Linked DNA regions of Homo sapiens: region 1 is linked to region 2. The links are chromatin contacts, found by Hi-C or POLR2A ChIA-PET in ENCODE. All regions are on one chromosome and are shown on one strand. Each heading gives the region's core, a stretch centred on a gene start or an enhancer-like site at or near the end of the contact. The rest is flanking DNA. Distances are from core to core; before and after follow the strand shown.

What was found. A loop is a pair of places that touch in the nucleus more often than their neighbours do. ChIA-PET counts read pairs that join two places held with the same protein, here RNA polymerase II (POLR2A). Pooled maps may share reads with other maps.
Region 1: a loop to region 2 is called in a map of aorta, with 2.0 times the contacts of the local background. The contact joins two enhancer-like sites. A Hi-C loop is called at or near these places in 2 of 168 maps with a recorded cell type or tissue (aorta and prostate gland) and 7 of 50 pooled maps. POLR2A ChIA-PET finds 5 or more read pairs at or near these places in 2 of 52 experiments (A549 and SK-N-SH).

Annotation. Positions count from the first base shown.
Region 1 is chr1:228,266,216-228,272,533 of GRCh38, forward strand. OBSCN (obscurin, cytoskeletal calmodulin and titin-interacting RhoGEF) reads left to right here. Exons shown (of 116, transcript NM_001386125.1): 19 at 2,315-2,590; 20 at 5,710-6,006. LOC124904535 (a long non-coding RNA gene) reads right to left here. Exons shown (of 3, transcript XR_007066916.1): 3 at 126-2,990. Among named protein-coding and RNA genes, the nearest start is that of OBSCN-AS1, 56 kb to the left of the region's middle. Within about 2 kb of position 2,921, at least 4 of the 41 ENCODE cell types and tissues checked have a DNase peak (open chromatin) inside an H3K27ac peak, as active enhancers do.
Region 2 is chr1:228,376,949-228,383,294 of GRCh38, forward strand. It overlaps OBSCN (obscurin, cytoskeletal calmodulin and titin-interacting RhoGEF), which reads left to right. Exons shown (of 116, transcript NM_001386125.1): 112 at 104-343; 113 at 541-764; 114 at 983-1,058; 115 at 1,323-1,472; 116 at 1,670-1,928. The coding sequence ends at 1,847. Among named protein-coding and RNA genes, the nearest start is that of TRIM11-AS1, 14 kb to the right of the region's middle. RefSeq lists an enhancer at 1,650-1,719. Within about 2 kb of position 1,748, at least 19 of the 41 ENCODE cell types and tissues checked have a DNase peak (open chromatin) inside an H3K27ac peak, as active enhancers do.

The sequences.
Region 1 (6,318 bases), core at 1,671-4,170, 110 kb before region 2:
CCCTCTAAGGAAGGATGTAGTCCCAGAATGCAAGGCTGGTTTAGTTTTAGAAACAAGTGCATCTATATAAAGGATGATGGAATTGGATGCAATGAAAAAATTATGTGATCTCAATAAATACAGAATACAATGTTTGATTAAATTTAATATTAAAGTTCAGAGGTAATATTTGATAAAATTCAGCATCAATTCATGCCATGAAATTCTTAACAAATTATAAAGTATCGTTCTTTAATCTGGTCAGTGGTACTGCAGAAAACACCAGGTAACTGCATATTTAAAGAGAACCTTGAAAGCTTTGCCTTTGAGATAGGAATCAGCACGTAGAAGCCAACCATCCCAACTTCCATTCAGCACTGTACAGCAGAGAAAGGAGGAAAAGAAAAGAAAAGGTATAACACTTGGAGAAAAACATAAGTGGGATTCACAGATTATATGAGTATCAATTCAGAAAATCCAAAAGATAGATAAATAATAAGATAAATAATAAGTTATAACAAATAATATGAGAGTTGAGAAACATCACATAGAAATTCAACATGCAGAATACACATATATATGTATGTATGTATATACGCATACACACACACACTAGCAACACAGTTGTAAAATGAAATTTTAAAAGATTTACAAGAGCGTGAAAAGCATCAAGTATAGTAAAGATGTCTGATACCTCAGTGGAGGAAAATTGTCAGATATTTTTGTTGTTGAGTCAGGATCTCACTCTGTCACCCAGAGTGGAGTTCAGTCGTGCAATCATGGCTCACTGCAGCCTCAACCTCCTGGGCTCAAGAGATCCTCCCACCTCGGCCTCCTGACTTGATGAGAATACAGGCGTGCACCACCATGCCTAGCTAATTTTTTAAGGAATTTTTTTGGTAGCGACAGGGTCTCACTATTTCGCCCAGGCTGGGCTCAAACTCCTGACCTCAAGCAATCCTCCCACCTCAGCCTCCCAAAGTGCTGGGATTACAGGTGTGAGCCACTGTGCCTGGCCATTGTGAAACATTTTTGACAGACAGTAAGAAGACCTAAATAAATAGAAACCCATGGAAGACTCAAATATGTTAATGCCCAGTCAAAACCCAAGCAAATGTTTCTCTTTGGGGAGGTGAACGTTGAGAAGCAGATTCTGAAGGCCAAGTGGAGTAACACACTCTTGAAGAGCCACTTGTGAGCATTTGTCTACCAGATATCAAGAACATTCAGCTGCAGGAATGGAGACAGCCAGGCACAACACAAGGACAGTTGTCAGACCAAAGGGACAGAATCGTGAGCTCATGATCAGACCCAAATACATGGATTCTCCCTTTTATTGCTTCTTGTTTTTTTTGTGTGTGTGTGTTTTGTGTGTTTTTTTTTTAACCTTCACACCTGCACAGGCAGTGGAGAAAGGATGATCTTCTAAAAAAAAAATAGTTCTTTGATTGTTTAACCTTACAAAAATTTAGACTAGTAACTTATTTCACACTGAAAAGTGAGTTCCAGGAAGGTTAGAGGCCACAGAGTATAAAAGGTAAAACCATAAAGCCTCTAGATGCTAACATAGATTGCTAAAAACTTCAGGGAAAGGAAAGATTTCTTAAAACTAAACAGTGGAACAATGGTATATTTAACTACATTAAAACTAAAACTTTAATTTGTCAAGACATCATTTGAGAGCGAAAAGGCCGGTCAAGGACATGGGTAAGATGTTTACAAATACACAGTTATCATTTGCTAGCATTTAAAATATATAAAGAGTTCCTAAAAATAAGGAAGGAAAAGACAGAAAAGGCTACTGAAAATTGGACAGAAGCCTGAAGAGCGACACCCCAGAAGAGCTGACGTAATGGCCAGAAGTGGTGGAAAGGGCTCCACCTTGCATGTCACCAGGCAATGCATGACAAAGCCCAGGCCTTCCCCGCAGAGGCCAACGCTGACCCTCCTGACAGTGGCAGGACTGGAAGCCTCAGTACTCTGGGGCCCTGCAGTGAGGACACGCCCTGCCCAGTCCCATGGGGAGACCCTAGCATATCCTTGAAGGGAGCTGTGTAAGCATTAGGAACCCAGTCCCTGCACTGGAGGAGCTCGTGCACGGAGGGTTTGTCACAACTGCCCCGCCTGGAATAGCCCATGGCACTGCACAGTGGATGGAGAAACTGTGATTCTTGTGCTGGGAGGTGGTGGGGCTTCTCCCAGCTACATGGCCAGTGCCAAGCTTGGGAAGGTTCTGTTTCTCCTACTTTCTTGTCTAGGCCCTCCTACCCTAGGGTGGTCTTCCTGACCTGGGCAGTATCTTTGACCTCGTGTGTCCCTCCTTGTCCATCCCCAGAGCCCAAGGTGGTGTTTGCCAAGGAGCAGCCAGCACACAGGGAGGTGCAGGCTGAGGCGGGGGCCAGTGCCACGCTGAGCTGCGAGGTGGCCCAGGCCCAGACAGAGGTGACGTGGTACAAGGATGGGAAGAAGCTGAGTTCCAGCTCGAAAGTGCGCGTGGAGGCCGTGGGCTGCACACGGAGGCTGGTGGTGCAGCAGGCGGGCCAGGCAGAGGCCGGGGAGTACAGCTGCGAGGCAGGGGGTCAGCAGCTCTCCTTCCGCCTGCAGGTGGCAGGTCAGTGCTTTGGGGATGCTGAGTGAGCCCTGTTTGTAGCTGCTGCTGTGACTGGAGTAGAACCACTGCTGACCCAGTGGGCTTTCCATTAGACTCCATCCCTCAACTTCTCCCATCCTCTCACCTCCTATTTTTATGCCTGTGGTGGAGCTGGGCTGCTTAGTGGGGAAGGGAGTGAACGGAAGGGTCAGGGCCCTCCTTGTCCATGTTGGGTGGTGTTTCTGTGCAGACATGCTGGGTCACATTTTCCCAGTACCTTCTCCAAACTACCGATGTCCCGAGGTGTCCAGGACTCTGGTCCTATCTAATGCATGAGATGGCGGTAAGCCAGACGTCCCTCCCTCGGGGATACTCCTGCAGTCCCTGCACGGCCTCATCTGGCCCCATGTGAGGGCTCTCCCTGTGGAAAGAGATTTTAATTCGTTGAGTCAGGGTGTAGGGAAATTCCAGCCACACAGTCTTATTTGGAATTATATCAACACTGAACACTGGGTTCCCAAAGTTTTCAGTGTTCTGGGACACACTTCTGTCCTTCCCTGTGGATGTAGAAGCCCTGTCAGAGCCCTGACTAAAACCCAGATCCACAGCGTTAGTGTGTGCAAAACGAGTAAAGAGCAGCACATTGGCAGGTGCGCACACGTGACGTTGGAATTCCATTTCGGAAGCCAATCTCACTTTCCTTTTGCATTCTGTTAGAATGTTCTGTGTCTGAATTCCCCTTGGAATTTGGATAGATTTAAAAGTGATAGGAATAAGTAGCTGGTGTTTCTAGCCTCCGCCTCCAGGCGGGTGAGGAGGTGACACCTGAGAATTCCTCCCTCTCACCCCTGACCCTGCCGGAAAGCGAAACTGAGATGCGGGCATTGGGCCCTGGGAAGCGTGGGGAAGGGGAAAGGAGAAAGCCAGGTGGGTTTTTAGGTCCCTTCCAGTGCCACACTGTGGGGTGTTGAGGGGCCGCGCGAGGCAGGCCCTTCCATGAGGCCTGGACTGGAGGCCTTCTCTAGGCGCCGGCGTGGCCTGGGCCGCCTGCCGCCACGCAGGGGCCGCACGCCTGGGCCCCAGGGCCCCTTTGCCGGCGGGAGGCCGGGGGGACCGACTGCTCTTGGCGCCCGGGGTCAGGGGAGGCCGGGAAACCTCGGCTCCCGGGCGACAGGCACCCAGGCCCTTCTCAGCCCCCCGGCCGCGGCCGCGCCGGGCCTCGCTTCAGCCGGGCGATTCTTCCCCTCATTTGTTGCATTGTTTGCATTAATATGAATATCTTGTTCTGTTTGTTTTGTCTCCTGAGAGCCAATAAAGCTGTGTTTTTTCTTTACACCAAAAAAAAAAAAAAAAAAAAAAAGGAATAAGTAGCTTATGGCACAGTGACACACTGGTAGAATTAAGTTATGGTGGTAGCAGTCGCTGACTGGGGAAGCCATATTTACATCATCCTGTTTCCTTGATGAGTCCTGTGCCTGCCCCCTCTCCAGCTGATTCATAGGAAGTCTGAGAATGACCTTTACTTTCCTATTGTTTGTTAGGAGAGTTTAACTTCAAACTCCAACCCTGAGCCCTGAGTGCCACCACATAACAGTTGGTGTTATATATATCTAAAATGGTTTACAAATGTGTAGATACCAAAAATACTCACTGCAAGTAAATTTGAAAAGTGTTAACAAATTATATAATTTCTAGAAACCAAAAACAGACTTAAGAAATAGATAACCTATATGCAGTTATCTACTGTTACTGAAGTTATCTCAGTTACTACAACCTAGTAAAAACTAGAACCGGTAGCGAAAAATCTTCTCATCAAACATGTGGCCCTACTGAGAAATTCTTCCAAACGTTCTGGCCAGAAATTCTTCCATGTTCATGGAAATTCTTCTGGAGAATGGAAAAAGGAAGATATACCCTCTAACTCATTATATGCAGATAGCTTAATGCCATGACTAAAATCTGGCCAGAAGATAGGAAGTTTGCACATTGTAGATCAAAGAATTATGGATATCATGGCCAATTTTTTAAACAAAACATTAGTAAACTGAATTCAGCAATACATCAAGACAATCATACAGGATGATGAAATTCATAGTCTAGGAATGAGGGCTGCTTTCATGTTAAAAACATTAGAAAATCATGATATGTGATTGAAATTTGAAAACAATGTAATTATCTTAAACTCAGAATAAAGTACCATATTTGATAAAAATTTAACCTCATATATTCAGAAGAAATGTCTGGCAAAATTTAGCATCCATCATGCCATAAAATTCTTAACAAAGTATAAATAAAAGTTTTTTTTTCCTAATTTGACACAGGGTATTACACAAAAATCACAAAGGGAGACTTTGTAAGCTTTGCCTCTGAGCCAGGGGACAGCATGAGGAAGCCAGTGGTCAACACTTCCATCCAGCATTGGATGGCACAGTTAGGAGGAAAGTAAAACGAAAGGTGTAAAAGTTAGAAAAAAGTGAATTGACAGAATATACGGTTTACCTAGAAGATAAATTATTAGAGAGTTGAGAAAGATCAACCCTTGCAAGATCTGTGTGAAGAAACTTCCGTACATGTAGACTAGCAGCAAGCAGTTGGAAAATGAAAACGTAAAAGATTGACAGACGCCTCAAAGGCATCATGTTTATGATCCCAGTCTAATAAAAGATGTCGAGAGGTTCTGTGGGGGAAGCTATGAAACACTTTTGAGAGACAGTAAAGATCTAAAGTGGATAGAAGCCATGGAAGAATGAAAGACGTTCAGTCTCAATCAAAATCCAAACAAATGTGGTTTTGGGGGATGCAAGGTTGAAAAATGACAAGTGGATTTAAAGCTCCATACATGCTTGAAGAAGAGCCGCATGTGCAGGTACCCTAGTCCCTGCCCTGGAGGAGCTCATGCATGGAGGGTTTGTCATAGCTGCCCCACCTGTGATAGCCCATGGCGCCGTGCACAGTGGATAGACAAACTGTGATTCTTGCGCTGGGAGGTGGCAGGACTTCTCCTGGCCACGCAGCCAGTGCAGAGCCTGGGGAAGGTTCTGTTTCTCCTACTTCCTCATCCAGGCCCTCCTATCCTAGGGTGGTCTTCCTGACCTAGGCTGTATCTTTGACCTCGTATGTCCTTCCTTGTCCATCCCCAGAGCCCAAGGCGGTGTTTGCCAAGGAGCAGGTGGTGTTTGCCAAGGATCAGCCGGTGCACAGGGAGGTGCAGGCTGAGGCAGGGACCAGCACCATGCTGAGCTGCGAGGTGGCCCAAGCCCAGACGGAGGTTATGTGGTACAAGGACGGGAAGAAGCTGAGCTCCAGCTCGAAAATGCGTGTGGAGGCCGTGGGCTGCACACGGAGGCTGGTGGTGCAGGAGGCAGGCCAGGCGGACGCCGGGGAGTACAGCTGCGAGGCTGGGGGCCAGCGGCTCTCCTTCCATCTGCATGTGGCTGGTGGGTGCCAGGGTTAGGCAAAATGGAGGTGATGCTGAGTGTCGGGTGTGAAACTACAAGGGCATGTTTGGGCGGCCCAAGGTGCTGTGGGCCCTGGCACCTTCCCTCTATGTAGGCCTCAGAATCTGTGTCCCCAGCTCTCCCCAGCAGCTCTCAGGCCAGTGTCCTTATGTCATGAGACTAGAGCAGGCCCATGGGCTGAGTTGACCATGGTGTGTGCCCTGCAGTGGCTGAGCCGGGGGTGGTAGGGACAGTAGCATGATGTCCTTGGGGTGTGGGTCTGGGGTCTGGGTCCGGTCTCATGTGAGGACC
Region 2 (6,346 bases), core at 498-2,997:
ACACCCACCATCTCGCTGAACTGGGCTCCTGCTGCTCTGAGTGTTGGGAATCGGGGAATGGGAGGGGACCACCCACCAGCCTGACCGCTGTCCCCTTGAGCAGGGGCCGCTTCAGCGTGGTGCGGCAATGCTGGGAGAAGGCCAGCGGGCGGGCGCTGGCCGCCAAGATCATCCCCTACCACCCCAAGGACAAGACAGCAGTGCTGCGCGAATACGAGGCCCTCAAGGGCCTGCGCCACCCGCACCTGGCCCAGCTGCACGCAGCCTACCTCAGCCCCCGGCACCTGGTGCTCATCTTGGAGCTGTGCTCTGGGCCCGAGCTGCTCCCCTGCCTGGCCGAGAGGTGAGGGTGGCCTGGGGTGGTGTGGTTGAGCTGATGGACGGACTGATGGACTGATGGACCCAGGCCTCTGGGGTGGGGCTGGAGGACCAGGCCCCTCTGCACAGCCAGTGCCCCTCCCAGTCCACGGGGAGTAGTCTCAGCCCTGGCCCTGGTGGCCCCCACCCCGGAGCCTGGGCTGAGCAGCTTCTGCCCCCCAGGGCCTCCTACTCAGAATCCGAGGTGAAGGACTACCTGTGGCAGATGTTGAGTGCCACCCAGTACCTGCACAACCAGCACATCCTGCACCTGGACCTGAGGTCCGAGAACATGATCATCACCGAATACAACCTGCTCAAGGTCGTGGACCTGGGCAATGCACAGAGCCTCAGCCAGGAGAAGGTGCTGCCCTCAGACAAGTTCAAGGACTACCTAGAGACCATGGGTGCGTGTGTGGACAGTTGGGGGGACCTCACCTGGGGCGGGGGGCAGGAAGAAGCCCCCTCTCCTCCAGTGCTGTCCTCTCTCCCAGCTCCACTGCCACCCACTCAGCCACACACCTGGCCCACACACCTGTGCCCCACCTATCCCACCTGGGACCACTCACTCATGCCCACCACCTGTGTCCCTCCACCTGAGCCCAACCACATGTGCCCCTCCCAGCTCCAGAGCTCCTGGAGGGCCAGGGGGCTGTTCCACAGACAGACATCTGGGCCATCGGTGTGACAGCCTTCATCATGTGAGTCCTCCAACCTGTCTGGGGGTTGCTAGGTGGGCGGGGCAGTCTCCCCCCTCCACCCGAGGGTGACCTCAGGGCCCCTGCACCCCCGTCCACCTGAGGGTGACCTCACGGCCCCTGCACCCTCGTCCACCCGAGGATGACCTCACGGCCCCTGCACCGGCCACCCGAGGGTGACCTCAGTGCTCCTGCATCCCCTCCCCCTCCGCCCTGGTCTACCCAAGGAGGGTGACCTCAGGGCCCGTGCACCCGCCACCTGCGCAGGCTGAGCGCCGAGTACCCGGTGAGCAGCGAGGGTGCACGCGACCTGCAGAGAGGACTGCGCAAGGGGCTGGTCCGGCTGAGCCGCTGCTACGCGGGGCTGTCCGGGGGCGCCGTGGCCTTCCTGCGCAGCACTCTGTGCGCCCAGCCCTGGTAAGGCGCGCCCCTCTCCTCCTCCTTCTCCCCGCCCCCTCCTCCCGTCCCGCCCCCTCCTCCTTCCGTCCCGCCCCGCCCCGCCCCCCCACTCCCTTTCCCCTCGGTACTCTCCCTTCCCCCTCTCCCCTTTTCCACTTGCCTTCCCCACACCCCTCCCGCCGCTGGGCCACGTGCTGAGCCTATGTCCGTCCCAGGGGCCGGCCCTGCGCGTCCAGCTGCCTGCAGTGCCCGTGGCTAACAGAGGAGGGCCCGGCCTGTTCGCGGCCCGCGCCCGTGACCTTCCCTACCGCGCGGCTGCGCGTCTTCGTGCGCAATCGCGAGAAGAGACGCGCGCTGCTGTACAAGAGGCACAACCTGGCCCAGGTGCGCTGAGGGTCGCCCCGGCCACACCCTTGGTCTCCCCGCTGGGGGTCGCTGCAGACGCGCCAATAAAAACGCACAGCCGGGCGAGAAGTCTTCCGTCTCGTTGCATTATTTTCTTTTGGGGAGGAGAGGGAGTGAGGGCTCTGTCCCCGCCTTTCTGGCTGGGGCGCCGATCAGGCTGCCCCGCTGTGTTTGGGCCTGTGAGCCCCTTAGAAGGCGTCCTTAGGGGTCGCTCCCTCACTCCGATGCTCCGCGCGTTCAGCCCCTCGGGGCGTCTCCGTCCTCACACCCATGCGCGTTTATTCCACCCGCCGTGCGCCTTCCTCTCTTCCATCACGCTGACCTGCAGCCCCGCAGCCCGCTTTCTCCGCCGTCGGGCCAGCCGCTTGTTTCCACAACTTCTCTGCCCCGGGAAGAGTTCTTGGGCAAAGCGTGCAAGCGAGGGCGAGAAGCCGCGGGCCACGATCCGCTGGAGGAGAGGAGGCTTCAGAGTCGCTGGCGCGTGGCCTCGGTGAAAAGCAACCCAGTGTTTGAGATTCCATGGGCAATGACTACGCTGGCCGAGCCCCGCCCTGCCCCTTGCCAGGAGTGCAGGAAGCCTGGGCCGTGGGGTGCGCGCGTTGTCTCTCAAACGCTGCTGAATGTCCTTTCTCCTATTCTTTGACGTGGGAAAGGGAACTTGAGATAGGTGCAGCCCAGGAGACCTGGGAGCTGGCAGGGAGGGCCTTCTCCTCTTGCACATAAAACCTTTTGCAGAGGTCCCTCAGACACAAGGCCAGGCCCCTCATACCTATGTCTAAGCATAGATGGAGAGGAGGCTAACCGACCCCTCTTGGCTAAAATGGGTCATGCTGATTCCTGGCCAGCTTAGATTTATGGGGACATCCAGTGATGGAGTTGTCCTGGCTCTCTCTGACAGCATGCAACCCAGAATGAGGCCCGGTTGTTTTAAACACTCCTTTTAATCACCAAAACAGTCAGCTCTTCATAGCATCCTCTTCTCGAGCAGCCCCAGGGTTCCCGGGGTGGGGATATGATCTCCACTGTCCCCAGCAACAAGGCTGACGTTGGACGACAGCTTCGTTCCTGGGGGGCTGGGGCTGCAGGGTGTAGACAGCAGTCTCTACCCTCCTGATTCTCAGCTCATCTCAGGGGCCCAATGACGACCACATGCTGATGGGTCCATTCTGCAATGTCCAAATGCTGAACACCTCCCCTGAAATCTTACTGAGCCCAGGACACTTTGAATCAAAATCCAAGCATCGGCCAGGCACAGTGGCTCACACCTGTAATCCCAGCACTTTGGGAGGCTGAGGTAGGAGGATCACTGGAGCCCAGGAGTTCAAGACAAGCCTGGGCAATAATAGGGAGACTCTTGTCTCTACAAAAAATAAAAAATTAGCTTGGCATGGTGGTGCATGCCACCAGCATGGTACCAGCTACTCGGGAGGTGAGCCCAGAGGTCAAGGCTGCAGTGAGCTGTGATTGTGCCACTGCACTCTAGCCTGGACCACAGAGCAAGACCCTGTCTCTAAAAAGAAAACAAACATCTTCTAACTTGAACTGACTGCCCTCACTCCCTCTGCCCCCACACTGCCTCTGACTTTACCTTCCTCCTCCTTTACGACCTCCTGAGAGTCAGCATGTCACCACTCAATGCATCACAAAGGGTACAGGCACCGTGCACTCACTTTCCCAGGACACTGATGTCAGGGCGGGGTGGGGGGGAAGGTAGTATCTTTTCCTCACCCATTGCAAGGCGCATGGATGAACCTTGCACGTATGGCCCCAATCACAAAGACAGGTTAATAAGATAAAGCATGACACACATCTATTTAACAAAAGGTTTTATGTGACAAGTGAGCCTTCAGAAACAAAAACCCAAAGAAACAGGCAAATCTGTCTATTTTTTATGCTTGGGTTTGATGAAGAATGAACAGTCATGTAAAAATATGCTTAGACAAAAAGCAGGTGCAACTTAATGGTAATAAACTGGGGGCAACTTGCCAAGGCCCGTTTGTTCAGATTCTTCTTGGCCTCTGGAATGAGGATCCTATGACCCGCTTTTGGGGGAGGTAGGTCAGAGAATTCTCTTATGGCTTCCTTCAAGGCAGAAAAGCAGGAGACGGTCAGAGAGACACAATTTCCTTCAGCTTGAGATACTCAGCATGCCAAGGTGCCGTAATTTGGGGTATTGCATTCTGAGCCCCATCACTGACATCTCACAAAACTGTAGTACAATATGACGACCATTAAGACTGGTACAGTCAAGACAGAGAACATTTCCATCTCGAGGAAACCCTTATGCTGCCCAAAAAGGCATAAAAATAACCACATCCACTTTCCTCCCACAGTAACACTCCTTAACCCTGGCACCCAACAATTTGTTCTGCACTAATATAACTTTGTCATTTTAGGAACGTTCTATAAATGGAATAATCCTATATGTGGTATCTTTTGCCTGACATCTCTGGAAATTCATGAAGACTGCTGTATGTGTCAATAGTTCATTCCTTTGTATTGCTGCAGAATATTCCATGTTACGGATGCACCACTGTTTGTTTAACCACTTATCCATTGAAGGACATTTGGGTCATTCCCAGTTTTGGGCAATTACAAATAAAGCTGCTATAATCATTCATGTACACAGGTTGCTGTGTGACTGTAAATCTTTATTACTCTAGGATAAATGCCCAAGAATGCAATGGCTGCGTCGTGTTGTCATTTCATTGGCCAGCTTTATATCCTCATGGGTGAAATATCCATTCATGTCTTTTGCCCATTTTCTAACCAGATGGTTTGTTTACTTAAATGTTGAGGATGAAGAGTTCTGTGTATATTCTGGAGACCAGCCATTTGCCATATATGTGGTTTTCAAATATGTTCTCCCACTTTTGGGCTTGTCTTTTCTTCCTCCTAACAGAGCCTTTTGTCTTTTTTGAGGCAGCATTTCAGTCTGTTGCCCAGGCTGGAGTGCAGTGGCACAACCATGGCCCATTGCAGTCTTGAACTCCTGGGCTCAAGAAATCCTCCCACCTCAGGCTCCTGAGTAGCTGGAACTAAAGGTGTATGCCATCACATCTGGCTAATTTACTTTTTTTTTTTTTTTTTTTAGAGATGGGGTCTCACTATGTTGCCCAGGCTGGTCTCAAACTCCTGGGCTCAAGAGATTTTCCCACCTCAGCCTCCCAAAGTGCTGGGATTACAGGCGTGAGCCACCTCACCTTAACAGGGTCTTTCACAGGGCAAAAGTTGTTAAAAAAGTTTTAAGCTGTGATAAAATACACATAACATTTATCATTCAACCATTTTCAAGTATACAGTTCTTTTTTTTTTTTTTTTGAGACAGAGTCTTGCTCTGTTGCCCAGGCTGGAGTGCAGTGGCACAATCTCGGCTCACTGCAACCTCCGCCTCCTGGGTTCAAGCAGTTCTCCTGCCTCAGCCTCCCAAGTAGCTGTCACTACAGGCATGTGCCACCAAACCCAGCTAATTTTTTGTATTTTTGGTAGAGACAGGGTTTCACCATGTTGGCCAGGTTGTTCTCAAACTCCTGACCTCAGGTGATCCGCCTGCCTCGGCCTCCCAAAATGCTGGGATTACAGGCATGAGCCACCGTGCCCAGCCAAGTGTACAGTTCTGTATTTTTAATTATATTCACATGTGGTGCAACCATTATCATCGTCCATCTCCAGAACTCTTCATCTTGCAAAACTGAAACTCTGTCCTCATTAAAACCCATTCTCCCTCCTCCCAGGCCCTGGTAGCCCCTATTCTACTTTCTGTCGTTATGAACTTGACTTCCTTTGATACCTCACGTAAGGAGAATGCTGTGGCATTTGCCTTCTGTGACCAGCTTATCTCACTTAGCATAGTGTCTTCCAGGTTCATCCATGGTGGTTTTGCTTGATTGCAAGACTAGGCTGTGCAGTGCCAACATTCAGACTGATCAGGAGTTCCCGAATAGTTCTCAGGGCTGTTTTATTGCTCACAGGTCTCACTCATATTGGGGGAGTCAGAAAATCACAGTGGATAAGGGGGAAGGACAAAATGTGTTTGAACCAGAGCAAGAACTGTAGGAATGAGCATGAGTCGCCATAGGAGTTGCTGGACCGTCCACTCAGAGAGTTATGTGTGAAATAAACATGGTCTGAATCTGAAACCCCTCAAGGACCAGAACACTGGACACATAGTATGGATTAGGTCTGTGTCTCTTCTCCCAAGTAACTTTCCAGTAAGGACAAATACAACATAGCCTGGGCACCAACCAACCAAAATGATGGTGAATAATAACAATTAACACTAACAACAGGGCTTAACACCATTTATAGTGCCTGTTATGCTTTAGGCATTACTGCAGGGAAATTACTCATATTATCCTAATATATCAAAACTATACAAGGGAAAAGCTCTCTTAAATGGCGTTTCTCCTCTGCTCTCACACCACAGCAGCAATCAACACAGAAGAAGATTCTGTGGCCAAACCTGTGAGGTTTCTCCCCACCACCAA